Regions from separate parts of the Homo sapiens genome. Here all the other regions are linked to region 3. Evidence: read pairs that join two places in POLR2A ChIA-PET (ENCODE). Cell type or tissue: CD4-positive, alpha-beta T cell. All regions are shown on one strand. Links, peaks and the distances in the headings refer to the core of each region. The heading gives the core; the rest is flanking DNA.

Evidence for each region. ChIA-PET counts read pairs that join two places held together with the same protein. Peaks named below come from ENCODE experiments on the same cell type or tissue, not always from the same donor. Only the 100,000 strongest peaks of a DNase experiment are listed, where the experiment ranks them.
Region 1: POLR2A ChIA-PET joins it to region 3 with 16 read pairs; 12 of 35 experiments call an interaction of 5 or more read pairs at or near these places.
Region 2: POLR2A ChIA-PET joins it to region 3 with 26 read pairs; 12 of 35 experiments call an interaction of 5 or more read pairs at or near these places.

What each region holds. Positions count from the first base shown.
Region 1 is chr9:111,921,457-111,932,046 of GRCh38, reverse strand. UGCG (UDP-glucose ceramide glucosyltransferase) reads right to left here. Exons shown (of 9, transcript NM_003358.3): 3 at 9,096-9,198; 4 at 7,169-7,270; 5 at 5,551-5,663; 6 at 2,369-2,547; 7 at 690-776. Among named protein-coding and RNA genes, the nearest start is that of MIR4668, 5.3 kb to the left of the region's middle. RefSeq lists a silencer at 5,250-5,409. In CD4-positive, alpha-beta T cell, for the core only: no CTCF peak of the experiment used is centred there; a DNase peak (open chromatin) is centred at 5,306.
Region 2 is chr9:111,933,398-111,943,987 of GRCh38, reverse strand. It overlaps UGCG (UDP-glucose ceramide glucosyltransferase), which reads right to left. Exons shown (of 9, transcript NM_003358.3): 9 at 8,619-10,590. It overlaps LOC124902250 (a long non-coding RNA gene), which reads left to right. Exons shown (of 2, transcript XR_007061735.1): 2 at 1-782. Among named protein-coding and RNA genes, the nearest start is that of MIR4668, 6.6 kb to the right of the region's middle. RefSeq lists an enhancer at 5,794-6,103. In CD4-positive, alpha-beta T cell, for the core only: no CTCF peak of the experiment used is centred there; a DNase peak (open chromatin) is centred at 5,957; H3K4me3 peaks cover 937 bases; H3K27ac peaks cover 1,024 bases.
Region 3 is chr9:111,997,833-112,008,422 of GRCh38, reverse strand. No RefSeq gene overlaps it. Among named protein-coding and RNA genes, the nearest start is that of LINC02977, 37 kb to the left of the region's middle. In CD4-positive, alpha-beta T cell, for the core only: no CTCF peak of the experiment used is centred there; a DNase peak (open chromatin) is centred at 5,742; H3K27ac peaks cover 1,008 bases.

The DNA.
Region 1 (10,590 bases), core at 398-8,397, 75 kb after region 3:
TTTTGTTTTGTTTTTTTTTTTTTACTTGAGACGGGGTTCTGCTCTGTCACCCAGGCTGGAGTGCAGTGGCACTCACTGTAGCTTCAATCTCCCAGGCTCAAGCGATCTTCCCACCTCATCCCACCAAGTAGCTGGGACCACAGGTGTACACGCCACCACACCTGGCTAATTTTTGCATTTTTTGTAGAGACAGGGTTTCACCATTTTGCCCAGGCTGGTCTCAAACTCCTGGGCTCAAGCAGTCCTCTCGCCTTGGCCTCCCAAAGCGCTGGGATTACAGGTGTGAGCCACCACACACAACCTAAAAATTTTTTTTAATGACTCTCTTTTCTATTTTTGTCTAGGATGTCAAAGAAAAATGTCTTTAAATTCATTTGTATGGCCTACGCTCTGATGAATACAGATAATAAAATTTAATCAGCACAGAAAGTTAGAAAATAAAGATCAGCATATTAAAAAATTCAGTCTCAACATTTCTCTAATGAGTGCTTTCAGTGTTATACAGCAAATAAAATACATTTAGACATTAAATTTATCTTAAACACAGACGTTAAACTCTATTTTCTGCAACTAAACAAAAATCTTCAACCTTTAGGTACATTCATTTAACTACATTAAACCTGTAAAAATTACCACCCCCCTCCCCACTTTCCTTTTAACGAAGTATAAAAAGAAAACAGTTGATTTACCTGATCATTCTGGATTGAAACTGAGAAATTGAATATGAGCCAGAGTTTTGCATTGCAACTTGAGTGGACATTGCAAACCTCCAACCTCTGAAAATTAAGATAATTAGAAAATAAGTTATGATGATGAACACATGCAAGCGTAACTGGTTATGCATTCAGTAATCATTATAAAGACCAGGCAACTGCCGGTATTCAGGGTGAGCCCAGCTTTCATGATTAGCACATGACTTAAGGTCTACCATACGTATGGATGTTTTAGCAATTATGCTGGCCCGTGACAGCACCATCTAAGAACTAGAAGAAACTGTACCCACCTTACTTTACAATTTAAGAAACTTAAAATGCAGTCATTTTGAAAAAAAATGGAGAGGGCTCCATATTTAATAGATTAGTCTCTGATGACTACTAACCAAACAACAAGACATGTAAACAGAAAGTGGCATTATGGATCTCATGGGAGACACTAGGAAACCATGAACCACATGAACACAATCATGACAGAATTTGTATTTAAAACACACTTCAGTTTTTAAAAAATTTAAAAGAATTCTCACACAAGGCAGTGATCTCCTTTAAAAACAAGTATTTTAGGCTGGATGCAGTGGCTCATGCCTGTAATCCCAGCACTTTGGGAGGCTGAGGCGGGCGGATCACGAGGTCAGGAGTTCAAGACTAGCCTGGCCAACATGGTGAAACCCCGCCTCTACTAACATACAAAAAAAAGTAGCTGAGTGTGGCGGCGGGTGCCTATAATCCCAGCTACTTGGGAGGCTGAGGCAGGAGAATCGTTTGAACCCAGGAGGCGGAGACTGCAGTGAGCCGAGATTGCGCCACTGCACTCCAGCCTGGATGTCAGGGCGAGACTGTCTCAAAAAAAAAAAAAAAAACCAAAACAAAACAAGTATTTTGTGATAGAGAAATGCTAAGTCAGTCATATGAATCTTTCAGTGGCTTCTTAGCAAAGTATCATATAATTCACTGACAAATTTCAAATTTTGAAATGATAGTCTTTAAATTTTCACCTACTAGTTTATGACTGCACTGATAGTTTTAATTCTTCTAAAACACAGAAATTTGTATCTATATAGTAAAAATTCTAAACACAGAGAAACTTACTTTTAATCGCTTTAAAACACATTAATTTGAAAAATGTAGAGGAATCAGAACATTTACCTTCTTCATTAGTACATATCTACAATTCTATAATTAGAATATGAATTACTCTATAAAATTATTGATCTGCTGGGTGTGGTGGCTCATACCTGTAATCCCAGCACTTTAGGAGGCCGAGGTGGGCAGATCACTTGAGTTCAGGAGTTCAAGACCAGCCTGGCCAACATGAAGAAACCCCATCTCTACTAAAAATACAAAAATTAGTGTGCATGGTGGTACATGCCTGTAGTCCCAGGTGCTCTGGTGGCTGAGGCATGAGAATCACCTGAACCCGGGAGGCAGAGGCTACAGTGAGCCAAGATCGCGCCACTGCACTCCAGCCTAGGTGACAGAGCAAGACTCTGTCTCAAAAACAAACAAAATAATAAAATTATTGACCTATTCTGTACTTACTAGCAAAAAAAATAAAATTAAATTAAAAAGCCCTAATCTATAGGTTGAACAAAAAGAATAAACCAACAGAAGTTAGGTAATAAAAATACTATGGCTTCATTTAGTTGTCTTACCGGTCAGCTATCGCTTTGGCCATAAAGTAATCTTCGGCAATGTACTGAGCAAAAGCTATAAGTCCTCCTGCTTGATCCAACACATCTTTTCTCATTAAACAAGACATTCCTGTCACACATTTGAAACCAGTTACATTGGCAGAGATATAGTATCTTGGATGTGAAGTTCCAAAATATACCTGCCCAAAAAACCACAAACGTGTATGATTAGAATTTCATGTTAAAAGCATGGTGTTCACGAACTGTTTTTCCCAATGGTTTTTTTATAAGTATGATTGAGTGAATATCTTATTATTCTTACGTAGACTACCTGAATAAAAAGTGGTAGACAATATTGCTTTCATAGAGCAAGCACAGTTAGTAAGCTAAAAATGCATCCAAATAAAACTTAATTTAGATACAAAATAAGGTAAAAATATCACTCATTGATATATAAAATATTAACAAATATTCAATGTATCTTGTTTTTAGGGTGTTCATGTAAATATACACACACATCTACTTTACTGGGATCAATATACATATTTGTATGTTACGTATATGTGTGTATATATACATGCATGCATACACACACCACCCATAGGTATATCAACCTTCGGGACAATCCTATTTTTTTGGGGGGTGGGGGGTGGGGAGGGGACACAATCCTATTTCTTAATTCCTTTTCTTGCATCCTTTTGTAGCTAGCTGCTCCCTCTCCCTTAGTCACTAAGATTCTTCCCAATTTCTCCATTTTTTTCAATGTATTTTTCATAACGGGGATACTAAAATTCTCTCATCCGCTACTGCCATTTCTCTGCATATACTCTGAAGTCATAAGATATATACGCTGATAAATCAATGGTAGAAAAGGACTGTTATTACCCTACTTAGTAGACATAAAATCCTATTTATTATTTACACCTCAGATATGTTGCCTTTTCTAATTAGCCTGAAATAAAGAGTAGTCATCTTTCTTAGGAGTTACACACACAGTGCAGAGCAAGAGAATTCTAAGGGGCAATTATGATTATGATTCTTGCTACCTACCCTGAACCCAGACTCCAGTGAAGCCCTAGTGTTTGTGGGACTGAACTGAACCTGACTTCTAAGAACAGAGGCACATATCTTAATTCCTTAGTAGTTATTGAGGTCTTAGGAATGAGATGTTAGTCACTGAGCTGAATGTGCTCTTTACAGTTGAGAATGATTAATTCTAAGTATGGCAGAGTGACTTCCAGAGATTAAACCTACACTAAGGCAATGGGTGTATTCTGGGAGATGTTTATTGACATACACATCACAGAGATGTTATTGACATCTGTATCAATTTGGATATTTCTAAGACAAAAATACAATTTGGTATACTAGAACACATTGTATTTTATTTTAAAGTGGCTACTCAGTTTCTTTTTCTAAACAAAAATTCTGGTATTTAAGACTAACAATTTCTTGCAGTAGGACAAATATATTTACAGCCAATATTAAGAAAGAGCTCATGGTTCAAACTGCCAAAGGCCAGATGCAAGTTCCCACAATGTACCTTTACCCCTTCAGATATGTGGCAATCATAAGACTGCAATTCAAAAGAATATAAATGCAGATATGCTTAAGAGCAAGTTGACATATTTAAAGACTGAAATCACATATCTGTCCTTATAACATTACAACAAATTTTTCCTCCCAAATGTTTAACAGTACAGGAATGATTAACTCAAGCATAGGACACACATACGATGGCCTATGATACAGCCAATAAAAATTACTTTTATGAAAAGCTATTAATGATATGGGAAAAGCTTACAAAGTCACAAAAATAAGATACAGATTATTTTTAGAATACTATCTCAACAATGTTTTCTAAAGGGCCCAGAAGGGGGTGGTGGGGGAAATAAAGACTCCAAAGTGTCCAAATGATACAATGTTTATTTTTAAAACCAGAAACTTCCTGCCGGGCGTGGTGGCTCACGCCTGTAATCCCAGCACTTTGGGAGGCAGAGGAGGGTGGATCACGAGGTCAGGAGATCGAGACCATCCTGGCTAACACGGTGAAAACCTGTCTCTATCAAAAATACAAAAAATTAGCCAGGCATGGTGGCGGGCACCTGTAGTCCCAGCTACTCAGGAGGCTGAGGCAGGAGAATGGCGTGAACCCGGGAGGCGGAGCTTGCAGTGAGCCGAGATCGCGCCACTGCACTCCAGCCTGGGCGACAGAGCGAGACTCCATCTAAAAAAAAAACAAAACAAAAAAAACAAAAAAACCCCATAAACTTCCTGTAATTGTTAGGGTTCTAGGTTGTTGGTTTTTGTTTTTTTGCATCTTATACTTTTCCATTATTTATAGTTTCCTATGGATGTTACTATTTCTAAGTTGGAGAAAAAATAAAATGAAAACATAAGTTTCTCAGGTAATTATTAGAAATATGTTTTAAAAGGACATCAAATAGGTTTTATAAGGACTTGTATGAATACATTTTCTTTTGTGTATATTTGAAATACTTTGTGGTATTTTAAAAAGGTTCTTTTGAGGGCTGGGCGCAGTGGCTCATGCCCGTAATCCCAGCACTTTGGGAGGCTGAGGCAGGCAGATCACTTGAGGTCAGGAGTTTGAGGCCGGCCTGGCCAACACGGTGAAACCCCATTTCTACTAAAAATACAAAAGTTAGCCAGGTGTGGTAGCACACCTGAAATCCCAGCTACTTGGGAGGCTGAGGCAGAAGAATCGTTTGAACCTGGGAAGTGGAGGTTGCAGTGAGCCGAGATCGTGCCACTGCACTCCAGCCTGGGCAACAGAGCAAGGCTCTGTCGCAAAAAAAAAAAAAAAAAAAAAAAAAAAAAGGCTGGGGGGAGGGGGCCAGCGGTTCTTTTCAGATCGAATGTTTGAAAGAACAATATAAAGAACTGAACTCTAGAACAGGAAGTGAATACTACAAGGCAAGAGGTTAGACTGTGTTCAGCTGGCAATAAGACCGCAGGCATTTCCTGCGCACAGCTGTTCACTGCCAGGGTACAGTCAGGGTCCCAAGAATTTCCTCACTAATGAAAACAGCTGCTCTCAACTCAGGGCTTCTAGAACACAGCAGGTTCCCAAATGGACTTAATACAGTTAACTTGAGATACCTAATTCCAGCTCCCATAGTCTCAAGCTTCTGGGAAATGAGGGGTCTGATACTATGAACATGATTTATAACCACCATACTCACCTGCTCTAAGGTGGCAGCAAAGCCCTGTCTGTCTGCTACGTAAGGCAGCCCGTGAACCAAGCCTACTTTTTCTGTCATTTGATTCACCATGTCAGTAAGCGTATCTGGAATTACTACAATTTAAAAAAAAGGCAGAGAGGGGGAGAAAAGAAAATTTGTTTTTAGTAGAATGCCCATTAATATAAAATATATTTTGTGAATTGTTATTACATTCTTAATAAAATACATTATTTTAAACATATGGATCTAATAAAATGAATCTCAACCACCTTTCTGAGGAGAATACAAAATTTCAAAAGGGCCTAATTCTCGAAAGCTAATTTATACATTTTTTAGCCCAGTATATACCTACTATGTACCAGAGGCAGAATATACTTTGAAAAAGTTACCCCCTGTTGGAACTTCTAATTTGGAATAAGGACAATCTGTCCTAGTGGAAAAGGCTCAGGAGCAGAGGCTAAAGGACCTCAGTTCTCGTGCTGGCTTCTCTACTCTCCAACCATAGGAAATGAGACTATTTTCTCTGTGAGTATCAGATTTCCACACAGGAATGGAACGTGATTATATTGAACAGAGATCTGTACACTGAAAAACATATGATAGTAAATAATTTAAGATAGCAAATATGAAGAATGAACATCATCTCTGACCAGCTGATAGATCTGTAATGGTCTTGATTAACTCATAGGAGTGCAACATTTATGTTCATTTTCTAATTTGCATTTTAAGCTAATAAAAAATTTAAATTATTGCCCAATCTTTAGCAAACATCTCATATCATTTTTACATGACCTTATTTTTCATTTCCTCCAAGTCTTTAAGAACTAAATCTACCGTATAAAGAAAAGTTGTATTTGGACCTTAAATACTCATTCTAGGTCAGTGCTTCTCAACTGGGGGCAATTCTGCCCCACAGGGGACATCCGGCAACATCTGAAGATATTTTTGCTTTTACTACTGAGAAGGGGGTACTACTGGCATCTCATGGTAGAGACCAGGCATGCTGCTAAACATCCTACAAGACAGCTCCCACAACAAAGCCTAAAATGTGAACAGTATTGGGGTTGAGAAGCTTAAGGCAATTAGAATATAAGAAAATATTATAGAACACTGAAACTATTATGAGTGTTCGAAAATGCAAGTTATAATTTCAGTATATGAAAGGCTTCTTGCTAAAATCATTTAAGTAAAAAGTCATGTGTATAGTCCGATAAGTGTATGTGTTTTAGTAAAATATGCACCTATTAATTTCTGTCCCTTTGTGAGACGGTGTATTACGCAAGCCGAAACACATTAAAGATAAGTGTCAGGCAAACAAGGGAAAAGTTACACCCATGGGAAAGCTTGCAGATTATATAATGAACCACAACCATTTTTAATTTAATGGTTGAAATTTTCTCTTCAAAATGAAAACATTTTAATACATGTAACATTCTAGTTTAGGATTAAAAAAATCAAAATCTTAGTAAGCATAACTGGACATATTACCATGAAATGATGATGAAATAAATTACTCTTTTAGGCAAATAAAAAGAACTCATGAATGTATCTGAGATTGCTTTTAGCATTTTATCTTCAAATTAATAGTTTTATAAAATAAATAAGAAAAAAACCTCACCTCTTATTCCACTATCACAAATCCATATAAGATCATACTTTGCAACTTCATATCCTGGCATTAAATTATTAATTTTAGGATTAATGCCAACTTTTTTGCCACCTAAAAATGTAAAGGTACAGTAGTAAAAGATTTATGCAACATTAAAAATATTTTATAGTATAAAGATACATGATAGAAATGAGAATACTTGCATATTTAATAATTAAACATACTTTCATATTATTTAACATTCTCTATTATTCATAATAATATATTTAGGAAAAAACTGTCCATTCTCAAAAGGAAAACTGTATCATTTATCTTTGAAAATTCACTGTTTCACTTTTTCTAATTCTTAAGTCCTTGCCTTAGTAGTTAAGTATGAGTCAATATTTAATGGCAATTGTACAACATGGCAACTATAGGTAACAACAATGTATGGTATACTTGAAAATGACTAAGAGTAGATTTCTCACCACAAATAAAGTATAAGTACATGAGAAAGTATATAACAACATGTTGTTTACTTGAAAACTGCTAAGAGAGATTTCCCACCATGAATAAATATGTGTGGTAATGCATATGTTAATTAACTTAATTTAGCTATTCCACAATGTGTACATATATATATATTTCAAAACATCGTGCTGTACACCAAAAATATATACAAATTTTATTTGTCAATTTAAAAAATAATCCTAAGGGAAAAAGCTACAGGCGTTATTTTGAAGCTATAATTAAAACAGTATAAATTCATAAATACAGTAAGATTATATTTAATAAAGGTTTATTAAATGTAAACACACATGGCCAGGCACCATGGGCTCACGCCTGTAATCCCAGCACTTTGGGAGGTCGAGGGGGGTGGATCACCTGAGGTCAGGACTTCGAGACCAGTATGACATGGCGAAACCCCATCTCTATTAAAAATACAAAAAAATTAGCTGAGCGTGGTGGTGCCTGACTGTAATCCCAGCTACTGGGGAGGCTATAATCCCAGCACTTTGGGAGGCCGAGGCAGGTGGATCACCTGAGGTCAGCAGTTCGAGACCAGCCTGACGTGGTGAAACCCTGTCTCTGCTAAAAATACAAAAAAATTAGCTGGGCGTGGTGATGCACGCCTGTGATCCCAGCTGCTCAGGAGGCTGAAGCAGGAGAATTGCTTGAACCCAGGTGGAAGGGGTTGCACTGAGCTGAAATTGTGCCATTGCACTCCAGCCCGGGTGATAAGAGCAAAAAATTCGTATCAAAGAAAAAAAAAACCAAAAAAACCCCATAAATATATGACAGTAAATAATTTAAGATAGCACATGTGAAGAATGAGCATCTCTGACCATGAGCTGATAGATTTGTAATGGTCCTGATTAATTCGTAGGCATGCTACACTTATATTAATTTTCAAATTTGCATTTTAAGCTAATAAAAAATTTAAATCATTGCCCGATCTTCAAATAGCAAAGATCTGATATCATTTTATACGACTTACTGGTTTTTTAGAGAGACCACATCAGCTCTATGTTAAAAAAAAAAAAACACTAATGGCAAACACACCTCTACAAGTCTTTCAAATAAGCCTGTAGGCTTTTGGAAAAATACCCTTCTTGTAATGTAATAAAAGTGAATTCTATCATTCACTCCAATTATAGTCAGTAAGATACAGAAAAGGCCACACATTTAAAATATTGAAGAAACAAAAAATAACAGACCCTCATGTCTGATTAATGGGAAAAATATTATTTTGTGTGTGATTTTGTTCATCTCAGATATGAAAAAAAAAAACCTTTGTTTTTATAACTTTTCTCAAAAGGACGTAAACACCTCTCAGTACTCCAACAAACATGTTTAAAACAAACATGGCTAACACCTTAATCTTCAGTTCAATGCAGAGATTACTGATACTTAATACTATCAATGGAAAATGGTTACTACAGAATTTGTTACTTACCTATAAACAATCTAGCATCAACATTTGGATATTTTCCAAGAAGCTTCTTACATACATCAATGGCTGGATCATCATGATCTTGTACACAAAGGAGCACTTCATACTAGTCAAAAAGCATTGTATGTAAATTAAATTCTTTAAAAAAATAAGCACTTACTAGCATGTATTGATTGAACAAAAAGCACAGGAAAAAACAAGCAACTGTATTATGCAAAGTTTTAAAAGAGAGCATTCACAATGGATGCAAACACTTATGATAACAAGTGTTGCTTTAATGGAGTGAAGCTTCTAATTAGGAGCCTATCTGCAAGCAGAATAAATAAGGAAGAGACTGGCAGTGCCCACAACTGCAGTCTTGCCATTCCCAGATAGGAATCTCCTAGTTAATCTCCATTAACTGGATCTCAAGCTTGTCCATGGCCATCACTACTGAAGATTTACTAACTGCTCACAGGGTGCCTAGCAGAGTAAAAAGTGACATCAAAAGGAAGCAAAATAAACACAACCTCTCTCTAGAAGCTTTGTCTCTATACTTAATATTATTTCATGAAGGTGCAACAAATTTCATATAAAATCCCATTATAATAAATTTAAAGGGCCCTTCCAAATTCATCACATGAAAAGGACAAAGTAAGATTACCCTTTTTTGTTTCATAACTTTTTGAAACAAAACAGAATTTGATTTGAATGGACATTTACGATCTTGAAATGCATGCTTAGCCTTGTAACTATGAAAATACCTACAACTTTATTTTGCCCAGTGCTATGTTTAGATTTTTAACAGTAAATTAAGAAAGGCATTTCTTAACACTTGCCCAGCTGTGACAAAATTACCCTGGGGCTGGGCACGGTGGCTCATGCCTGTAATCCCAGCACTTTGGGAGGTCAAGGTGGGAAGACTGCTAGAGCCTAGGTGCTCGAGAGGAGCCTGGGCAAAAAGGCGAGGCCCTGTCTCTACAAAAAATTTTTAAAATTAGCTGGGCATGGTGAGGCATGCCTGTGGTCCCAGCTACTTGGGAGGCTGAGGTGGGAGGATTGCTTGAGCCCAGGAGGTTGAGGCTGCAGTGAGCCGAAGACTGCGCCACTACATTTCAGCCTGGGAAACAGAGTGAGACCCTGCCTCAAAAAAAAAAAAAAAAAAAAAAAAAATCACCCTGGGGCATTTATTTTAAAAAGAGAATTGGACCCTATTTTAGACTTTTGAGTCAGAATCTCTGGGGTGATCTGACATGCAGCCAGATTTATAAAATCCTGAACTGAACCCCTAAATTTCCATTAACAACCCAACTTTTTTTTTTTTTTTGAGACAGAGTCTCACTGTCACCCAGGTTGGAGTGCAGTGGCATGATCTCAGCTCACTGCAACCTCCGCCTCCCAGGTTCAATCGATTCGCCTGCCTCAGCCTCCCAAACAGGAGTAGCTGGGACTACAGATGCCCGCCACCATGTCTGGCTAATTTTTGTATTTTTAGTAGAGACGGAGTTTCATTGGCCGG
Region 2 (10,590 bases), core at 1,331-9,330, 64 kb after region 3:
TCCTTGAACACTAGAATATTTACTCTGAATCATCAAGGGCAAAAGGTCAATTCCCCTCAAAAAGATCATGCAACCCTCTCTATCAGAGGATAAACAATTCTTCAAGTATTGAGGAAAGAAAAATGACTTTGGGCCAGGCATGGTGGCTCACACCTATAATCCCAGCACTTTGGGAGGCCGAGGAGGGAGACCTCACTTGAGGTCAGGAGTTCGAGACCAGCCTCGGTAATATGGTGAAACCCCATCTCTACTAAAAACACAAAAATTAGCTGGGCATGGTGGCAGGAGCCTGTAATCCCAGCTATTTGGGAGGCTGAGGCAGTAGAATCACTTGAACCCGGGAGGTGGAGGTTGCAGTGAGCCACGATTGCACTATTGCACTCCAGCCTGGGTGACAGAGCGAGACTCCATCTCAAAAAAAAAAAAGAAAAGAAAAAAAAAAGAAAAGTGACTTTGTCCATTGGGTAGCCAAGCTTTCATTTTGCTCAGTGACGGAGTCTAGTACTTAAGATCCATATCATAGCAACACAAAACTTCTATTGAGGATGTAGCTTTTCATATGCATCATTCCCTTCACTTCTCACATTGGTGTCCACTGAGGCGTAGAGACACGGTACAGGATACAAATGGTGATGCTGGAAAGTGAACCTAAGTCTGTCTGTACAATCTACACACCTCACCACTGTGTGATCAGCTATAGGCTTAATACTAGTGAGACAGGGATGCTTACCTGTATTTGTTCATTAATTTGTTCAATAAAAAGGACTTTGTGTAAGGTTCTACATGTGGTGCTTGGGACACAAAGTCAAGTAATTTATGAACCCTCCCTGCCCTTGCCATTTCCAATCTAATGACAAACACAAAGAACTAAAGGGGCAATTAAAATAATTAGTGTAAGTGCTAGAGCAGAAGAAGGGTGAGGCTGGGGAGGCACAGACACAGGGTACATAACCATGTGAGTGTCAGTCAGAAAAGCCCTCCTGGGGGAGTTGGCTTCTGAGTCGAGTCCCAAGGGCCGAGCAGGGCTTAATTAGAGGAATTGGGGGACCCAGGTGAAAGCAACATGCACCAAGGTCCAGCGCGGGAAAGGCCAGGCATCAGGAACCTGGAGGAAGTTTACTTTGAGGAGGATTTATATGAACAGGTTAGGAAAAGAGTTGAGAGACAAGCAGGAGGGGTTGGCTGGGGCCTAACCTAAAATGGCCTCTCTGCTGTGAGAAAAGCTTGGGCTTTATCCTGATGGCAACATCAAGCCATTACAGTGTTTTAAGAGGAGGAGTAACAGGCTCAGCTTTTCTTCACAGGGGGAAGCTGCTGATAGACATGGGAGGGATGAACTTGCCTGCAGCTCTGTTCTTAGATGACAGAGGCCCAAGTTCAACTGGCACGGAGGCTGCAAACCTCCTGCTCAACAGCATATATGACCAGAAAAAGAAAACATCTGAAGAGAATTATGAACATGCTATATGCGTCTCTAAAGTATAAATGACTAAAACTGACTTTACAAACACAGAACTGAATATTATCAATGAAATAAATTGAAAATATTATCAAAATGCCAGGCCCATAAAGTTTTATGGATACATTCTTTTAAACTTTTTTTTTTTTTTTTTTTGGAGACAGTGTCTCACTCTGTTGCCCAGGCTGGAGTGCAATGGTGTGATCTCTGCTCACTGAAACCTCTGCCTCCTGGGCTCAAGCAATTCTCCTGCCTCAGCCTTCTGAGTAGCTGGGATTACAGGCACTCAACACCATGCCCACTAATTTTTGTATTTTTAGTAGAGACAGGGTTTCACCATGTTGGCCAGGCTGGTTTTGAACTCTTGACCTCAAATGAACTGCCTGCCTCGGTCTCCCAAAGTGCTGGGATTACAGGCATGAGCCACTGCGCCCAGCCTCTTTCAAACTTTTAAGGAACAGATAATTCCTAGCTAAGTAATTTTTTTCTGGAGCATAGGAATAAAAATAGCCCAACTGACTTTGCACGGTTAGCATATTCTAACTCTGAAGACTAGGAAATATATTATAAAATAATAACAAATGAAGTTCAGGAATGTATCTAAAAAACAGTACCCAAAGGCCAAGTCAGCTTTATTTCACAAATGCAGATATATACAGACTCTGAAAATATTGTTACTTCAAAGCTGAAAATGGTTTTATTTGAAAAGAGGGAGGGAAAGCAAATTTGGGAAGACTAATCTTTGATCTGGACAACTTCCATGGGCCATTTAGTTGCACAAATGCTAATCGATTATTTCCATGCCTACTCTATCTTACCTTGAGGAAACACCTTCCTAAATGCAAAGGTTCTAGAAGAGGGAAGGGCTCAGCTTGGCAATATAAAAGCTATTTTATATTGCTAAAAGGAAAAGATGTGGAACAGGCAATAAGAAAACATTTGGATCCTCATTTAAATAAGATTAAAGCCTGTAATCCCAGCACTTTGGGAGGCCAAGGCAGGCGGATCACCTGAGGTCTGGAGTTCAAGAACAGCCTGGCCAACATGGTGAAACCCCAACTCCTCTAAAAATAAAAAAATTAGACGGGCATGGTGGTGGGTGCCTGTAATCCCAGCTACTTGGGAGACTGAGGCAGGAGAATCACTTGAACCTGGGAGGTGGAGGTTGCAGTCAGCCGAGATCGCACCACTGCACTCCACATTGGGCAACAGAGCGAGACTCGGTCTCTAAATAAATAAATAAATATAAATAAATAAATAAATAAATAAATAAGATTAAGAAGTGGAAGAAAATCCAATGAATAAATGATAAAAATCATACATACAAAAATACTCGATCTTACCAGCCATTAAAAAGCCATATATTTAAAGAATGATGTACATTTTCATCTGTCAAATTTAGAAAGATTTAGAAAATAGCTATTCTGACTCCTAACAAGGATGACAAGTAATGAGAAACGCACACACCTTCTCTGGAAAGCACTTCAGCAGTATGTGCCAGAATGTGGGAAGGAAATAATACATTGAGAGTGATATTTATTTTTCCTTTGCAAACATTCTTATCACCCCAAAAGAAACCCTGTTAGTAATGACCACTGTTAGTAGCCATGCCTCATTCCTCCCATCCCCTAGCCCATGGCAACCACTAATCTACTTCCTGTCTCTATGGATTTGCCTGGTCTAGACATTTCATACAAACGCAATCATACACTATGAGGCCTTTTGTATCCAACTTCTTTCACTTAACATTTCCAAGGTTCGTCCATGTTGTGGCATGCACCAATACTTCATTTCTTTTTCTTTTTTCTTTTCTTTTTTTTTTTTTTGAGACAAGAGTCTCACTCTGTTGCCCAGGCTGGAGTGCAGTGGTGTGATCTCGGCTCACTGCAACCTCCACCTCCTCCTGGGTTCAAGCGATTCTCGTGCCTCAGCCTCCTGAGTAGCTGGGATCACAGGCGCGTGGCACTACATCCATCTAATTTTTGTGTTTTTAGTAGAGACAGGGTTTTACCATGTTGGCCAGGCTGGTCTCAAACTCCTGACCTCAAGTGATCTGCCCGCCTAGGCCTCCCAAAGTGTTGGGATTACATGCGTGAGCCACTGGGTCCGGCTGTTCCTTTGTTTTTTAGGGATAAATAATATCCCATTGTCTGTATATGATCAAGTTTTGTCTGTACATTCATCAGTTGATGGACATTTGGGTTGTTTCCACCTTTTGGCTATTATGAATAATGCTGCTATGAACATTCAAGTTTTTATGTGGACGTTTTGTTTCCAGTTCTCTTGAGTATCTACCTAGAAGGGCTTTTGTTCATTTCTTATGTTTCAGGTTTATAGTAAATATGTACTATTTTTATGATCCAAAACCAATGTGTAACTTAAAGAAAATAAAACACAACAAGAATCAATGGGCTTGTAGGATGTTGATAAGATAGACTTGACAGGGTCACCTCTTGATTCCTTCCAAAAACTGCTAGCTTCTCAAAGTTTAAGGAAAAAAACAGGCCGGGCGCAGGGGCTTAGGCCTGTAATCCCAGCACTTTGGGAGGCCGAGGAGGGCGGATCACAAGATCACGAGTTCGAGACCAGCCTGACCAACATGGTGATCCCCGTCTCTACTAAAAATACAAAAATTAGCCAAGCGTGGTGATGTGCACCTGTAATCCCAGCTACTCAGGAGGCTGAGGCAGGAGAATCGCTTGAACCCGGTAGGCGGAGGTTGCAGTGAGCCAAGATCACATCACTGCACTCCAGCCTGGGCGACAGAGGCAGGTTCTGTCTCAAAAAACAAAAAGCAAACAAAAACAACAACAAAAACCCAAAACCAGAACTAGAAGATTCTAGAAGGGGAAAATAAAATTTTAGTATTTTACTCATGTGTAGAGAAATCTTTTGTTTTAGTAGGGTGAGGGTGGGGGGGTTGGGAGCATGAAATAGCAAACACCTTACTAACACAATGAGAGGGTGGAAAGGTATTAAATGACATATGTGCCAGAATTAATGTTTTGATTCTGGCTTGACTGTCAACAATAGACCTTTCCCGAGTGACTATTACATGAATGCACTGGAGGGAAGGGTACAAAGAGAAAAAAGCACAAAAAAGGACTACTAAGATATGCAAAGTCCAGGCCCCTGAAAACTGGAAATGACCTGCAGACACGTAAGTGAAATGCCTGACAAAATGAAAGGGACAAAATGTGGGCACACACAACTCTGGAAAGGTCCTGAATTGAATGTGAGTTGAGGTTTAAAGGAGAGTATGTTGACCAGGTGCGGTGGTTCACGCCTGTAATCCCAGCACTTTGGGAGGCCGAGGCAAGCGAATCACTTGAGGACAGGAGTTTGAGACCAGCCTGGCTAACATGGTGAAACCCCTTAAAAATACAAAAATTAGCTGGATGTAGTGGTGCACGCCTGTAATCCCAGCTACTCAGGAGTCGGAGGCACAAGAATCGCTTGAACACAGGAGGTGGAGGCTGCAGTGAGCAGAGATTGCGCCACTGCACTCCAGGTGGGTGACAGAGTGACACTCTGTCTCAAAAAACAATAAAACAAAAAAACCAACAATAAAGAAGGAGAGTATCCCCATAGACAGGGAAAGTGAGGATGAAGGGAGAGAAACTTTCAGGGCAAGGAAACAGCATGGGAGCAAGGAAGCTCTGGTTCCACACGGAAAAGGGTCGGCTGGTGAGAGTGAGCCATTGGGTTGGGGGTGGAGAGCTCAGGCTGGAGAGATGGTGATGTGAAATGAGAATAGAAAATTAAGGACCACCTTTTCCTGGGCTTGGAGTAAGGCTGAGGAACATGGGGTCAGAGGAAGAAGCTGAAGTCAGAAGTCAAGCTCCAAGTCAATGTAGAGACAAAGCAGGAAGTAAAACAAGCAATATAACCAAAAATAAGCGAATCAGAACAAAATGAAAAAGGGCAGACTGTGGGCAGGGCTAGGGTGCCCACAGCTGCTTCCGGGATGCCGATTATGCTGTTGGGAGACAGTCTAGGATAAAGTCAGGAGACTGGAAGATGGGGATGGACAATTCCCCTTCATCGTCTCTTAATGACCCAACTTCTTAGGACATTTCTCACAAATTCAAGTCAGGCTTAGTTTTTTGGCTTAGTATTACTGGGACCTTGGGTGGAAATGCATCGTTGTTGCAGTTTCCAAATATCTGTGCCCATCGCTTTCATGTCTTTTTCACACGCAGCCAAACCTAAAGCATCTGACTTCTGCTTCTTCCACTCTGATGAACTGGCTTCCTGGGAGCTGCCTTTCTTAAACTGTTTCCTTGGCATCAGAGTCATATGGGTGCTCTCAGGGTCAGGAGCAATTTCTGTCTTTGAAAGTCCCACCCCTTTGTCTCTCACTGTAGAAAATATATCACTGTGTAAAACAAGAAAAATCGTTCATAAAGAAGCTGTATTACTCCCACGCAGACACTTCATCTATCAACGTCTGAGACAATTCACTATGGCGGAGACCCACGCTGGCAACTCTACAGGGAGTTTCCTGCCCCAGAGTTCACCAGCCTCTTCTCATCCTTTACGGTCAACGGCCCCTCCCGTGACCACTTCCTTCTTGAAATCTCTCTTTCCAAGGCTACTGTGGCACTCCTTTTACTATTTCTTTCTTCTTTGGGAGGAAAAAGGCACTAACTGTCCCTATGCTCATGTACATGACCTCATCGAATCATCTCTACCACCTCAGGTGCTTTAGTATCTCCATTCTACATGGTTAAGAAAGCTTGGCTCAGAAAGATGAAGGAAGCTTCCTAAAGTCCCATAGCTACCAAAAAGCCCATTTGGACCCCAGGTTTGGCAGCCTCTTTTCCTAGATGTTTTTCTTCCATTGTCTCTCTAAATGGCACTTTGACTTTAGTTATAGTCACTGTCTCAGCCATCACCTCTAGGGAAATTACTCCCAAGTCACCACTTCTAACCCATTCCTTTCCCCTGCTCCAGAGCTGCACAATAAATAGTCTGCTGGATTTCTCCAGCATGTTCCTTAGGCTGGCCTGGTGTCCGTCAGTCATGAGGGGAAATGATAGAGGTTTCACATCTGGTGACAAGGGTTGGGAAACAAAGGTGGCATGACCGCAATGGGGTGTGCAGGCAGCAGAGGAGGGGTGCAGATACTCTCAGTCCTGTAGAAGAATAAATGATATCCCTAAATTGCTTAAATTAGATAATTACAAGTCCATGCTATTAGCATGGATGTCTTAATGATGATTAGTCTAAACAGCACAACCACATGAAACCATTCCAGACACCCACAGTCTCTGCCAATTTCTCTCGGAACTGAGGAGGGGCCATGTGAAAGGCTTAGCACATTTTGGTTCTTAGGAAACTAGCTGCTTAGGGATCTCTTAAAGATATGTATTTTTGTTTTTAGAAAATACTAGGATAGTGATTTTAAACTTTTTTCTAGGTATCAATATTTTTAAAGCAAATTACCCAACTAAACACATATCCTTGCAGCTCTGCAGAGACAGGTACTCACCATTTTGCGGTTTGCTTTCTTTTCACCGAAATGAACTTGATATGGTCGTAAACTATAACTTGAAATGAATAAATAAATAACTCAAGCACTAGATCCTGATAAACTTCAGAAGGAAAGGTCTGAACTATTTCCATTCTCATGAACACAGTCTTGTGGTATGCATCAATCTTATCAATCATGTATGTAAAGCATTTCACTTTAAATGAGCTTTATAGTAATTTACATTCTTGTTCTACAGGTTTGAATCTGGTTCTCTAGAACAATTTTTGAGTTAGGATACAGATGGTTATTAAAACTGTGATATTTTTCCCCCTTAAGGTCTAGGTAAATTTTCAAGCCAGTGTAAGCATAAATTTAAATGTGGTCCAGCGGAGAAATATACCACACTGGGACCAGATAGAGGGGCTACTCCCAGCTCTGCCACCAGCACCATGCCTACCTAACCCTATGATCACAGCTCTCACCGTGGGTGTCTCAGCTTCTTCATTCTAAAATAAGGGTGAGGGATCCTCAAGATCCACCTAGCTATGAAATTCTAAGACATACTCAACTTTGTGTTGATCATTTCTTAAACTGTAGGGTTAGAAGTACACAAATGAGAAGGAATGTTTGTTTACTGGGCCAGATCCCTTTTAGACTGTGTCTTACGGCTCCGATAACAGAATACCATAGACTGGGTGGGTTATAAACAACAAAACTTTCTCAGTTTTGGAGGCTGGAATGTTTAAGATCAAGGCCCTGGCAGATTTAGTGGCTAGTAAAAGCTGACTTTCTGGTTCATAGCTGGTCACCTTTTTGCCGTATCCTCACATGGCGGAAGAGGCAAGAAAGCTCTCTGGGGTTTCCTTTATAAGCATCAATCCCATCCTGACGGCTCTGATCACCTACCAAAGGCCTCACCTTGAAAGACCCTCCTCACATTGGGCATTAGGTTTCAACACAGGAACTACGGAGAGACAAAAATATCAGCTGAGAGCGGATTCTTTCTACCCCGGATTTGTTCTCCAGTTAAGAACATTCTTTTCTCATGGGATGGTGGTAAAACAGGCCTGTAAAGGCTTCCAGCTTGGGAGGGACCTGGCCTTGGAAAGTATGTAAGGTGCATCTCCCATCTGGGTCTCAAGTAATAATGCCACTCCATTCCTTCCTTTGGATTTACATTTTCTAGCCATTAGAGTGGTAAGATCTAAAAGGCTGAGTTCAAGCTGTGAGCCCGGGGGGAGAGGGGCCCAAAGGACCACTGGCTCTTTTCTAAAGGTCATTACGAGCCAGTCATTCTCACAGTAGAATCACGGGTAGAAGAGCTCAGGCCTCACCCAAAATAATTACACCAAAATCTATGTGGGCAGGGCCCAGGGTGTGTGTGTGTGTTGTGTACAGGGCCCAGGGTGTGTGTGTGTGTTGTGTACAGGGCCCAGGGTGTGTGTTGTGTATTTTTTTTTTTTTTTACAAGTTCTCCAGGTGATTTTAACAGGCAACCAATGTAGAAAAGCCATACTTAAGTCACAGGACTGCCTATGTCCTTATTTATTTTACCTATGGCTCAGGTAAAAGGAAGATTTCAAAAGGAATACTTGACAGAACTCTTCTAATAATTCTGATGTGAATGGTGGAACATGCTACTTATAAAAATACAGAAGAACAAAAAATACACTATTGCTAACGTTTTGATTGTATTCAAATTTTTATTTTTTGAACAAAAATTTAAGACAATGATTTTAAATAATAAAACATGGTATATATTCTAGACACTGGTTTTTTTTAAAGATTTATTAAATTTAGACTCCTATAGTTCTGTTGTGATGCTTTCTTCAACATTTATATTATTTCTTACCATTTTATCATCACTCCAAGCTTGCTAAACAAAGAATCTCTCTGTTAAGTGAAGTTTTACATTAAGGAAATACTCCACTAGCACACTGAACAAACCTACAGAACTGTCCTAGTTTATATTTACAAAACACAAGAAGTCTGTCCAGCCATTTTGGTTTTGTTGTTACACTGTCCATACTGAGATCAGCAGAGAGCTAAGTAATACACAAGATTACGCTTCGGCAGTGCAAAGGATGGCATCAACCAAACTTCATTAAACAGACCAACAAGTACAAACATGGTGAGCAAAGTTCAACTCAGGTAATAGTGATTAAAAACAAAACATGTAGTGGGTCACAACCAGACTGGTTTTCACTGTGCAACTTTCCTCAGGGAATAATACCCATTCACAGAAAGAAAGGAATATGCATCCAAGCCTTTGTTCATAAAGAAAATGCCCTTCAAACAAATTCATCATAAGGCTAAAAAAAAAAAAAAAGAAAGAAAAAAGGATGAAGCAGTTTGGCCCAGAGAAAAGCTTAAATATAATGTGTATACATACTTATAGATATGTTGCCATTTAAACCATGGATATAGACATTTGACAATTAAATGAATTGGCTCAGTAAAGTGAAAAAGTGTTTTCTATAAATATGTAGTTATTGCTGATATGCTACACATTATGCTTTGACATGGAGACTGTAGTAACTCAGAATTTAAAGCTGCCATATTGCCAGTGTTAGCCCTGCAGTAGGCATTCCTGTGGACAACATGCCATCCAATCCTGAAGAAAAAGCAAAACACCACTACTTAACAAAGAAAAGGCTTATGCACTGTCCCTTACATTTTTGTTTTTTTTTTTTAAAAAAACAAAACAAAACAGAATCAAGTCCAGTTCACCACAAGTTAAGCACAACCTGGCGAGCAAGTTTAGCGGCATGATGGGGAGAAAACAGTGAGGTACAGCATGCATTTACAACCAGCGCTGATCTAGTCTATTTTGTCATATAAACTTGAATACAAAAATCCAATTTAAATAAGACTAGACTTACTATAATAGTAAACAAACAAAAACAAAAAACAAAAAAAAAAAACACACACAGTAGACTTAGTTTGATACTGATTAATTTTAAGAGTAAACTCATCCTGTCCCCTCTTAATACTCTACTGCAATTTATTGATGGCTAGAATATTTACTGACTTAAAAAAGGTATTAAATACTTGTATCATGAAATTACATTCTTATTAACAATAAGACATACTGTGTAAGAAAATAGCTCATGTGTGAAATGTGTCTGAAATGCATTTTTTCCTTACAACTATCAAAACATCCACTCACACTAAAATGAAACCACTCCCAACCCCCCCTGAAAAAATGTTAAGGGAAGACGGGGTGGGCTGGGGGAGGAGCAAGGAAGGAAAAGATTTAGCTATACTAATTACAGCACAGTGATTAACAATGGTTCAAGACAGAACCAACAAGAGTTGGTCAAAAAGATGCCTTCAATACATGGCTACAATTAAAAACCAAACTCAGCCGCTTTTGGTTCATTGCAGTGAGACCAAAAAAATTATCTCTCACAGATTCATATAAATACTAGACTCCAGCTCTTATATCATTTTTTTTTAAGTTTTTCTGTTTGTTTCTGCAAGGCCTAGCTATCTTATTACAATTTATATTTGCTCTGCAACAACTACAAGAGGTAGGCATAAAGCATGAAAAAGTTTCTCAGTTAGTACCTCGCCATGTGTTGTTCACTGCACAAAACCATTCACTTTGGACATGAATAGTCATTCCTTCTATTATCTTCTAAACTCTAAAGCA
Region 3 (10,590 bases), core at 1,452-9,451:
TCCAGGCTCAAGTGATCTTCCCATTTCAGCCTCCCAAGCAGCTGGGACTATAGGTGAGCACCACCATGCCCAGCCAATTTTAAAAAAATCATTTTTCATAGAGATGAGGTCTTGTTATATTGCCCAGGCTGGTCTTGAACTTTTGAGCACAAGTGATCCTCCCATCTTGGCCTATCAAAGTGCTAGGATTACAGGCATGAGCCACTGTGCTTGGCCAGCTTCTTCCCTTAAACCTCATGAACAAATCTCTGCTTGTTTCAAGCTTTTCTTCTGAAGCTTCCTCACCTCTCTTAGCCTCATAGAACTGAAGAGTCTTAGGCCCTTGTTCTGGATTAGCCTGTGGCTTAAGGGAATGTTGTGGCTGGTTTGATCTTCTATACAGACCGTTTGAACTTTCTCTATATCAGCAATAAGGCTGTTTTGCTTTCTTATCATTCGTGTGTTCACTGAGTAGCACTTTTAATTTCTTTCAAGAACTTTTCCTTTGCATTCACAACTTGGTTGTCTGGCGCATGAGGCTTAGCTATGAGCCTTTTTTGGTTTTTGACATGCCTTCCTCACTAAGCTTAATCATTTCTAGTGTTTATTTAAAGGGAGAAATGTGTGACTCTCCCCTTGACTTGAACACTTACAGACGGATGTGGGGTTATTAATTGATTTAATTTCAGTATCGTTGTGTCTCAGGGGATCCCTATTCCCTATGAAGGCCAAGGAGAGTGAGAGAGACAGAGAAATGGCCAGTTGGTGGGGCAGTCAGTACACACACATTTATCAAGTATGTTTACCATCTTATATGGGCATGGTTTGTGGCACCCCAAAACAGTTACAATAGCAACGTCAAAGATCACAGATCATAAATCACTGTAACAGACATAATAATGGAAAAGTTTGAAATATTTCAAAATTATCAAAATGTGACACTGAGACATGAAGTGAGCACATGCCATTGGAAAACTGGCACCGATAGCCTGCTGGACTCAGGGTTGCCACAAGACTTCAATTTGTAAAAAACACAATATCTGTAAAGTACACTCAAGCAAAGCACAATAGAATGAGATACACTTATACATTTCTTGTGAGTTTCTGAGTTCAGGGACTGAATCTCAGGTAGGTGAGCCATACTGGACAAGAATCAGCACGACCCGGGTTCGAACTCTGGTTCTTCCACTGGCTGTATGACCACTGCCGATCATTAACATTTTCAAGCCTTCATTTCCTCATCTGCAAAATTCCAGCAACAACCCCTATGCCTCCAGAAGTGTGAGAATTAAATGAGATAGTGCCTGAAAGTGCATTTTAGGACCACCTCTGTCTCCTTTGCGGTCCAACGCAGGAGGCATACAAAATTGCTGACGCTCCTGTCTGTGGCTACCACACTGCGGGCAAGATAAGGCCTAGCTTTGGAAAAAACACTTTGCACCACGCATTTTCCCCTTCTTTGGAGGGTTGTAACTAGTCCTGAGAATTAATACCATTCTCTCACCCTCCCACTGTGCCTCTAACAAACACAGCATAATCTCATGATCATAGCTGTGATGGGAATACCCAAGAGAACAGCGGGGGGAGAGTCTGAATGGGATCAGATGTCAGAGTGGGGGGCGGCCTGGAGAGGCCCCAAGGCCAGGAAGAGGAGCAGAGCTGACCGATGCTTCCACTGATGCTGCAAGCTGATGCACACTCGGAGCCCCCAACCCTTTTGGAGTACACTGGTATCTGCCACCCAGCCACCAGTGCCATGGCTGATAATGTGACTTTGCGTGAGATGTGACAGTTGCCTCTCTGCTCCTGCTTGGCCCTGGCTTTTGTGTAATCTCATTGGAAAGAGAGCCGATTATCCTTGAGAGGCCAAACAAATCTCAGGATGTACATCCTGCAGAGACAGGCTAATTTCACAACCCTCCAAGTTTATTTATTTTTTTTAAAAAAAGGAGATATTATTTGTACTTCTTCCCGTGAAATGTGCTCTGTGCAGTTACTTTGATTACCTCCTTCAACCACTTAGCTGCTTCACCTCTCTGAACCAGCTCCTTCGGAGGGATGTCGCCTCCATCGGATGGGGCAGGATCAGAGGCTGGGAGTCAGAAATCTTGTTTTCTGGCTTTGCCCTAATCCTGCTTTTATACTCTTTTCTGTTCCTTTTCCACAATGAAAGACTGAAATAGAGGCATTGTCCACCTCTAAGATTGCTGTGAGGAAGTCCCTGGGGAGGTACGTTGACAGGAGCCAGGCTGACCTTGTACCAATTCCTCGTCTAAGACACTTACAGGAAGTCGTTCTGGCGTGAGAAGAGGCTACTTTGGGGAAGAGGCTGAGTTCACCCTGGAGCCCCAGCCTGCACCTTGCACTGCCATTTTCTTCTCCATCGCAGTCTCTGCCAAGAGTCTCCGCCAAGAGTCTCCCTGCTTCCAGGCATGTTTGACAGACTGTGTGCCGGTGGAATCATCCCGTGAGGCCTTCATGGCTGGGGCAGGTCCCCCTTTAAAGGATCTTTGTAGTGGATCCATCCTCAGCGTTCTGAGGCACAATAGGTGGTTATCCTCCCTCCTGCACCTGCAATCTCTCCTCCAAGAGAGCATTTTTATCAACATGAAAACATGCTCTCTGCTTCCAGGTCCAAAAACAAACACATAAAAACCCAGAATAGGCTGAGTGCAGTGGCTCATGCCTGTAATCCCAGCACTTTGGGAAGCTGAGGCGGGAGAATTGCTTGAGCCCAGGAGTTAAAGACCACCCTGGGCAACTTGGCGAAACCCCGTCTCTACAGAAATACAAAAACATTAGCTGTGTGTGGTGGTGCGTGCCTGGGGTCCCAGCTACTCGGGAGGCTGAGGTGAGAGGATCACTTGATCCTGGAGAGGTTGAAGCTGCAGTGAGCTATGATTGTGCCCCTGCACTCCAGCCTGGGCAACAGAGTGAGACCCTTTCTAAAAACGACATAAAACGAAAAAAAACTCAAATAACCCGCCTTAGAGCCCATGTTCCTCTTTTTTTTTTTTTTTTTTTTTTTTTTTGAGACAGAGTCTCACTCATCACCCAGGCTGGAGTGCAGTGGCGTGATCTCTGCTCACTGCAACCTCTGCCCCCCAGGTTCAAGCGATTCTCCTGTCTCAGCCTCCAGAGTAGCTGGGATTACAGCTGCCCACCATCACCCTAGCTAATTTTTGTATTTTTAGTAGAGACAGGGTTTCACCATGTTGGCCAGGCTGGTCTCGAACTCCTGACCTCAGGTGATCCGCCTGCCTTGGCCCCTGAAAGTGCTGGGATTACAGGTGTGAGCCACCATGCCCAGTGAATGCTCCTCTTTGGATGCGACTCATTTTCTCTATTCTCCTTTTCAGCCAAACTTCTTGAGAGTGTCAGTTACCCTGACTGCCTCCACCCCACCCACTCTGCCTCCTATTCCACCTGCAACCCATAGCAGTGTGGTTTCTAGCTGAGGCTTCTTGCCATCAAAACTTCTCTCCTGAAGCTTGCTTTCTTGCAGTTCTCACCTTATTTGATCACTGTTGATTCCTCTCTTGTTTTTTTCAGTCTGCTTTCCTTTGGGCCCCATGACATCTCACAATCCTGGGTTTTTCTCTTACTTCTCTGGCCACTTTTTCTTAGTCTCTAATTCCTTGGCTTTATATGCCATCAGAGAGCACACTTCTTACAACAGAATGGCTCTTCGCAGTGTGGGAGCAGTTGGCTCTGATGTGTAAGGCCAGGTTGGGTCAGGATAAGCCCAGGGAAGAGGAAAACTGGGTTTTCAGCCCATGGGAATCACTGAAGAAGCAGCTCAACCAACCCTCTTTTCTCATCTGAGAAAGCCACTCATTGGGGGCTGTCGAAGGGGGATAGACTGTGACGGGGTCTGTGAACTGGGGATCCTTGATTGGCCCAGGGCCCCCCCAAGTGGGGATCTCTCAGTCAGATGGGTTAGCTTTGGCTCTCAAAATACATTATTTGCCCAGGAGTGGTGGTGCATACCTGTAGTCTCAGCTACTCGAAAGGCTGAGGCAGGAGGATTGCTTGAGCCCAGGAATTTCTGGGCTATCGTGTACTACGAGTGCACCCATGGACCACTGCACTGCAGCCTGGGCAACATAGTAAGACCTCACCTCTTAAAAAAATGATCTGAATGATTCCATTTATGTGAAATATCGAGAATAGGCAAATCATAGAGATAGAAAGCAAATCAGTGGTTTCCAAGTTCTGGAAGAGAGAGTGGGAAATGACTGCTTAATGGGTATGAAGTTTCCTTTCAAGGTAATGAAGATTTCTGCAATGAAATAGTAGTGATGGTTATACAGCATTGTGAATGTACCAGGTGTTAACTAATGTCTAAAAAAAAAAATCATGACCAGGTGTGGTGGCTCATATCTGTAATCCCAGCACTTTGGGCGGCTGAGGTGGGTGGATCTCCTGATGTCAGGGGTTTGAAACGAGCCTGGTCAATATGGCAAAACCCCGTCTCTACTAAAACTACAAAATTAGCTGGGCGTGGTGGTGCATGCCTGTAATCCCAGCTATTTGGGAGGCTGAGGCAGGTGAATGGCTTGAACCTGGGAGGTGGAGGTTGCAGTGAGCCAAAATTGCGCCATTGCACTCCAGCCTGGGCAAAAAGATTGAAACTCCGTCTCAAAAAAAAAAAAAAAAAAATCATCTGGGGTTTACCCCTGAAGAGGAACCACCACTGCTGAATTAAGTCACCTAGACCAGCGATGCACTCAAGGTCAACCATGATGAGGAGATAAGGAACTCTAACCTGGAAATGACTCTTCCCACCAAAACAATTGGAAACCACACTTTCCCATAATACAGAATGTGCTATTCCATAAGATAGCCGTAAGAGGACTTCTAAATTATATTAATTAACAGTGAACTGTGTGGTGTGACCATAGAATACACGCTTACAGTTGCTTTTTGTTTTTGTTTTTGAGACATAATCTCGCTCTGTTGCCCAGGCTGGAGTGCAGTGGTGCAATCCTGGCTCACTGCAACCTCAGCTTCTTAGGTTCAAGCGATTCTCCTGCCTCAGCCTCCTGAGTAGCTGGGATTACAAGCATGCGTCACCACGTCCAGCTAATTTTTGTATTTTTAGTAGAGATATGGTTTCACCATGTGGGCCAGGCTGGTCTGGAACTCCTGACCTCACGTGATCCACTTGCCTCAGCCTCCCAAAGTGCTAGGATTACAGGCGTGAGTCACCACGCCCGGCCAGTTGTTTTATAAACTATTTTTTCTTTCAAACTGGTATTTATGTGACTATGATGAGGTCAGATTTAACGTTTTGGTGGAGCGTTCTGATAGCCTGAACTGAGGCTGAGGAAGAAAGCTAATTTGAAATATCTAAGGCCTTGAACTGTCAGGACTCTGTAACCTTTTGGAGAAGTCTAGAATTACCCTTGACAAGTGAGGTGAGTGAACACTGCACTGTGCGAGTCCTTAACAGATGTTGTCTCATTGTATTTCTCACAGCAACCCTATGAGGGGACACAGGACAGCTGGGATCTGAACTAAGTATTTATGAGTCTGTGAGCCTACGTGAGTCCATCAACCAGAACTGGCCAGGAGAAGAAGCTGCTGGTGCCCTAGGGGTTCTGCTTGTGGATGCGAGCGCATTCATGATGGCATTTATCTTACTGGGCCTCCAGTCTGGTGTGGCTGCAGGAGACGTGAGCTACATGCTCAGCCTGTCTGGAACCTTGACGTTTTTCTGTCTCGCGGATGAACAAAACTTCTAGAGTTTGCTTACTTGTCAATTTCCCCCTCACTTCATTTCCTGACTTGTAAACAGGCAGGATGAGAGCAGGTGACTGGCACTTATGATAACCCAAGAGCTCTGCTGTGCTCAGCATATCCTGTTATTATAGGCCTCCAGTCTGCTTTGATATCTACCGTCCAATTTTCCCTCCTTTTCCCGGAACTGTAGTTAGGGGAGGGATTGGATTTATGGGGATAAAAATTTAAATTTTCCAGCCTGGGCAACATGATGAAACCTCATCTGTACAAAAAATACAAAAATTAGCTGGGTGTGGTGGAGCATGCCTGTAGTCCCAGCTACTTGGGAGGCTGAGGTATGACGATTTCTTGAGCCTGGGAGGCCGAGGCTGCAGTTAAGCCATGATCATGCTACTACATTCCAGCCTGGGCAATAGAGTGAGACTCTGTCTCAGAAAAGAATTCAACTTTTCACTGTGGGAGTCAGTGTGGTGTAATTCATGAGTCTTGGAACTGGCACTGGATTTAAATTCTAGTTTTAACAGGAAACTGAATTTCCCATCCTTACCTGGACGGAAAAATATTGAACTCAGGCCAGGCATGGTAGCTCACACCTGTAATCCCAGCGCTTTTGGAGGCTGAGGTGGGTGGATCACCTAAGGTCAGGAGTTCAAGACCAGCCTAGTCAGCATGGTGAAACCAAGTCTCTACTAAAACTACAAAAATTCGCCGGGCGTGGTGGTGTGGGCTTGTAGTCCTAGCTACTTGGGAGGCTGAGGCAGGAGAATCCCTTGAACCAGGGAGGCAGAGGTTGCAGTGAGCCGAGATCATGCCACTGCACTCCAGCCTGGGTGACAAAGCGAGACTCCGTCTCAAAAAAAAAAATATATATATATGTATACACACACACACACACACACACACACACACACACGCATATATCTCAGAGTAATTCATGAGGCCTAAATAAAATAATTGGAAAAGACTCAATATATGATGGTGCTCATGGTGAACAGGATGGGATAAATGTAGTAACTTATTAAGAATATGGGGTTCAGTCTGGGCGCGGTGGCTCATGCCTGTAATCTCAGCACTTTGGGAGGCCGAGGCAGGCGGATCACTTGAGGTCAGGGGTTTGAGACCAGCCTGGCCAACAAGATGAAACCCCATCTCTAGTAAAAATACAAAAATGAGCTGGGCGTGGTGGCGGGCGCCTGTAATCCCAGCTACTTGGGAGGCTGAGGCAGACAATCGCTTGAACCTGGAAGGTGGAGGTTGCAGTGAGCTAAGATCATGCCACTGCCCTCCAGCCTGGGTGACAGAGCAAGACTCTGGATCAAAAAAAAAAAAAGTGGGGTTCAGGTGGAAATAGGGGGAGGCAGGGCCCTGCTTCTTCCTCCTTGAGTGAAGCAGGACGGTTTCAGGACTCCGCCTTTCTTCTTCTCTCTTCCAGAGTTCGCTCCTGGCCCAGCACCTTCAACCCAGCCCCTTACTTTATAGGCTTTGCCCCTTCTCCTGCACCAAGGCCGAGGGTTGGCATGGCTTGCTGTAAGTGTGTGGGGCCTAAAATTGGGAAAAATAATAAAATATGTGGTTTGTTCTTGGTGCAACTAATGTACTGAATTTAGTCCTTTCTCTCCTTAGGGTAAGCTTTCCCTCGAAGTACCCTGATCTCTCCTTTCCATAGTCCCCTCCACACACACACACCCATTCCCAACCCTCAGCTTCCAGAAAGTGTGTGAATCAGGCCAGCTCCCTCCAGCGGTAGCCTCAGTCCCACCACAGCATGCTCTCAGTTGCTCAAGAAATGACCAGTGGAGCGGGTATCAGTAGAGAGAGTCAACAGATAATTCCTTGCTTCACTTATTAACCAGAATAAAGAAATCAGCTTGGTACTTGGATTACAGTATTTCTCAATTTCCTTCTATATTTCCTTCTGTATCAGCCATTTGAATGATACCACCCAGAATAATAGGCCAAGTGAAATGGCTCATGCCTGTAATCCCAGCACTTTGGGAGGCCAAGGTGGGTGGATTCCCTGAGGTCGGGAGATCGAGACCGGCCTGGACAGCATGGCAAAACCTCATCTTTACTATAAATACAAAAATTAGCCCGGCGTGGTAGTGCACGCCTGTAATCCCTGCTACTGGGGAGGCTGAGGTATGAGAATTGCTTGAACCCGGGAGGCAGAGGTTGCAATGAGCCGAGATCGTGTCACTGCACTGCAGCCTGGGCAACAGAGTGAGATTGTCTCAAAAAAAAAAGAAGAAGAATATCAGCTAGCATATATTAAACATACACTGTGTTTTTAGAACTGTTCTAGGATATTTAGGGTGTTAACTGTATTAACTCAATTAGCAACAACTCCGTGAATTTGAGACAATTATTTCTCTATCTTACAAATAAAGAAACAGAGGCACCGAAAGGTCAAATCACTCATTCAAGGTCATACAACTGGTTAGTGGTAAACCGAGAATCAAACCCAGGGTGTTTAACTCTACCTCCTGGGCTTTTAACATTGCATTAGGGCAGAATAGAGTATAGGAAAAGACTTTCAGTCAAGTGTTAGGGTCTGAATTTTGGGTCATAACTCAAAGGTCAATAGCTACTGGGATGTAATCAACATATTGTTATTTGCATATATCTATAATCAGAGCTTGTGAGTCATGCTATACATTAGTGAGGCCAACTTTGGAAAATATAATTTGCTCCAACATATTTGAAGATGTTACAAAAATTAGGACCTTTATATAAGATTTTAAAATATGTTCTACCAATAAAAAGAGAGTAAAATTTACTCACAAAATTTCCTTCTTATCTGGGTTCCACTTATACCTTCCAAGCATCACCTATCTCGAGCAGGTGGCTCCAAAGCCATAGTTCTCATATACAGAGAAATTAAAAAGACCATATAAGTAATTTCTGCTTTCAAACTTACATACTCTCTACATTAAAAAATGTATTTCAATCCCTTACCTGATACTTAAAAACTTAGAGAAGGGGAAAATTAGCTTCAATCTTAAGATTTAGAGAGGCCAAACCTTTCTGGGTATCCCATCTTCGGGTGGGTAGCAGTAATGAGGGAGCATGACTGTATACTTGTCCCCGTACACTCCCAGCATCTGCTGGGTCGGGCCTGTGCTCTCTGAATATTTGGTAACATGGCAGCTCCTATCTTCCAGCTACTGCCCTCTGAAAGCCTGCCAAGAGCATTCCTGGTGACATCTTGTGCAACCTACAAACTCTTCTTATAGCACAGGCTCTGCTATGACATGGACCAGAGCAAAGGTAGACACTGCAAAATTATTTCTTCCCAGTGAGGCAAGTATGATTGAGCACATATCCTTGCTCTGTTTACTGGAGAAACAGACTGATCAACTGGCATGAAATATTGAAACATGAAACTTACACTACCATTAGAAAAAAATCAGTCCTAACTGCAAAGATCGTGAAAATGAATTTGAAAGCATAGTGCAGCACGGTTGAAAGAGGAATATAATAATATCAGTCGATTATTTAGCACCTTGCACAATGTATTTTAGTTAATTTTCACAATGAGCCCTACAAACTGGATATTACTATTATCCCCATTTTTATGGATTGGGAAACTGAAGCTTTGAGGGTTGAGGTAACTTGTTCACAGTTACACAGCTGGTAAGTGGTAGAACTGGAATTCAAATCCAAACAGTCTGACTCTGATAGTTACCTTCCTAATGCTAAGCAATGCTTCTGGGCCCTCCAAGCCTACTGTTACTGCTCTGAAGCCTGCTTGAGTTAATGATGTCACCACTCACTGGTCCCCAAACTCAGTAGTCATCTTGACTAGTCTTCATTCCTCTCACATCCATTTAATGTGTTTGTTGAGGCTCTGCCACGTGCCAGGTAGTATGGGTACAATGGCAAATAAGACAGTAAAAATTCCTGCCCAAGTTAAGGCAATGAGAGTCTTCTCTGGGGTTGTACAATTTGTATTTATTTATTGAGACAGAGTCTCGCTCTGTTGCCCAGGCTGGAGTGCAGTGGCGTGATCTCAGCTCACTGCAACCTCTGCCTCTCGGGTTCAAGCAATTCTCCTGCCTCAGCCTCCCAAGCAGCTGGGATTACAGGCGCCCACCACCACCCCTGGCTAATTTTTGTGTTTTTAGTAGAGACAGGGTTTCACCATGTTGGCCAGGCTGGTTTTGAAATCCTGACCTCAAGTTATCTGCCCACCTTGGCCTCCCAAAGTGCTGGGATTACAGTGTAAAGAGCCACTGCACCCTGCTGGGGTTGTACAATTTGGAATCAGATAGGGGAAATATCAGTCTCCTTCTGGTAATGAAACAGGGAGATGCAAGACCAGGCAACCTCTTGCCGTCATGTTTCCTGTCATGTGGAGAAATTCAGAGGAAAGTAAGCCTGACATTAAGAGAAAGTTGGAAGTGAGAGATGCAGAGAGGAGCCTGGCAGCAGTGTCCAAGATGCTGTTTCCAGCTGTCCCCAGACCAGTGCACCCTGCTCTTGCTGCATTTCTGTTAACGTTTTAATAATTTCCACTTTCTGCCTAATGGTTAGAGTTGTGTTTCTGTCACTTGCAGCCAAATCATCCTTGAATGATACAGACAAAGCAAACAGGCACCCACTATCCCACCCTCAGAGATCACCCATCTTCACATCGTGGTGTATATTCTCCCAGTAGCATCGCTTAAAGCACCTGTCCGGGTCCGTCATCCTGATCATGGCCCCAATTCACAGAGAGTGACCTCCAGGTGCCATGTGAATACACTTATTCCTACTCATGTGGCCATAGTTTATTAATCCAGACATTCACTTCTGGCCCATATTGGGACTATCAGAAAAATTCCTAAAATTTTACCTTTGGACTATAAGGACACAGGGACTAGATGG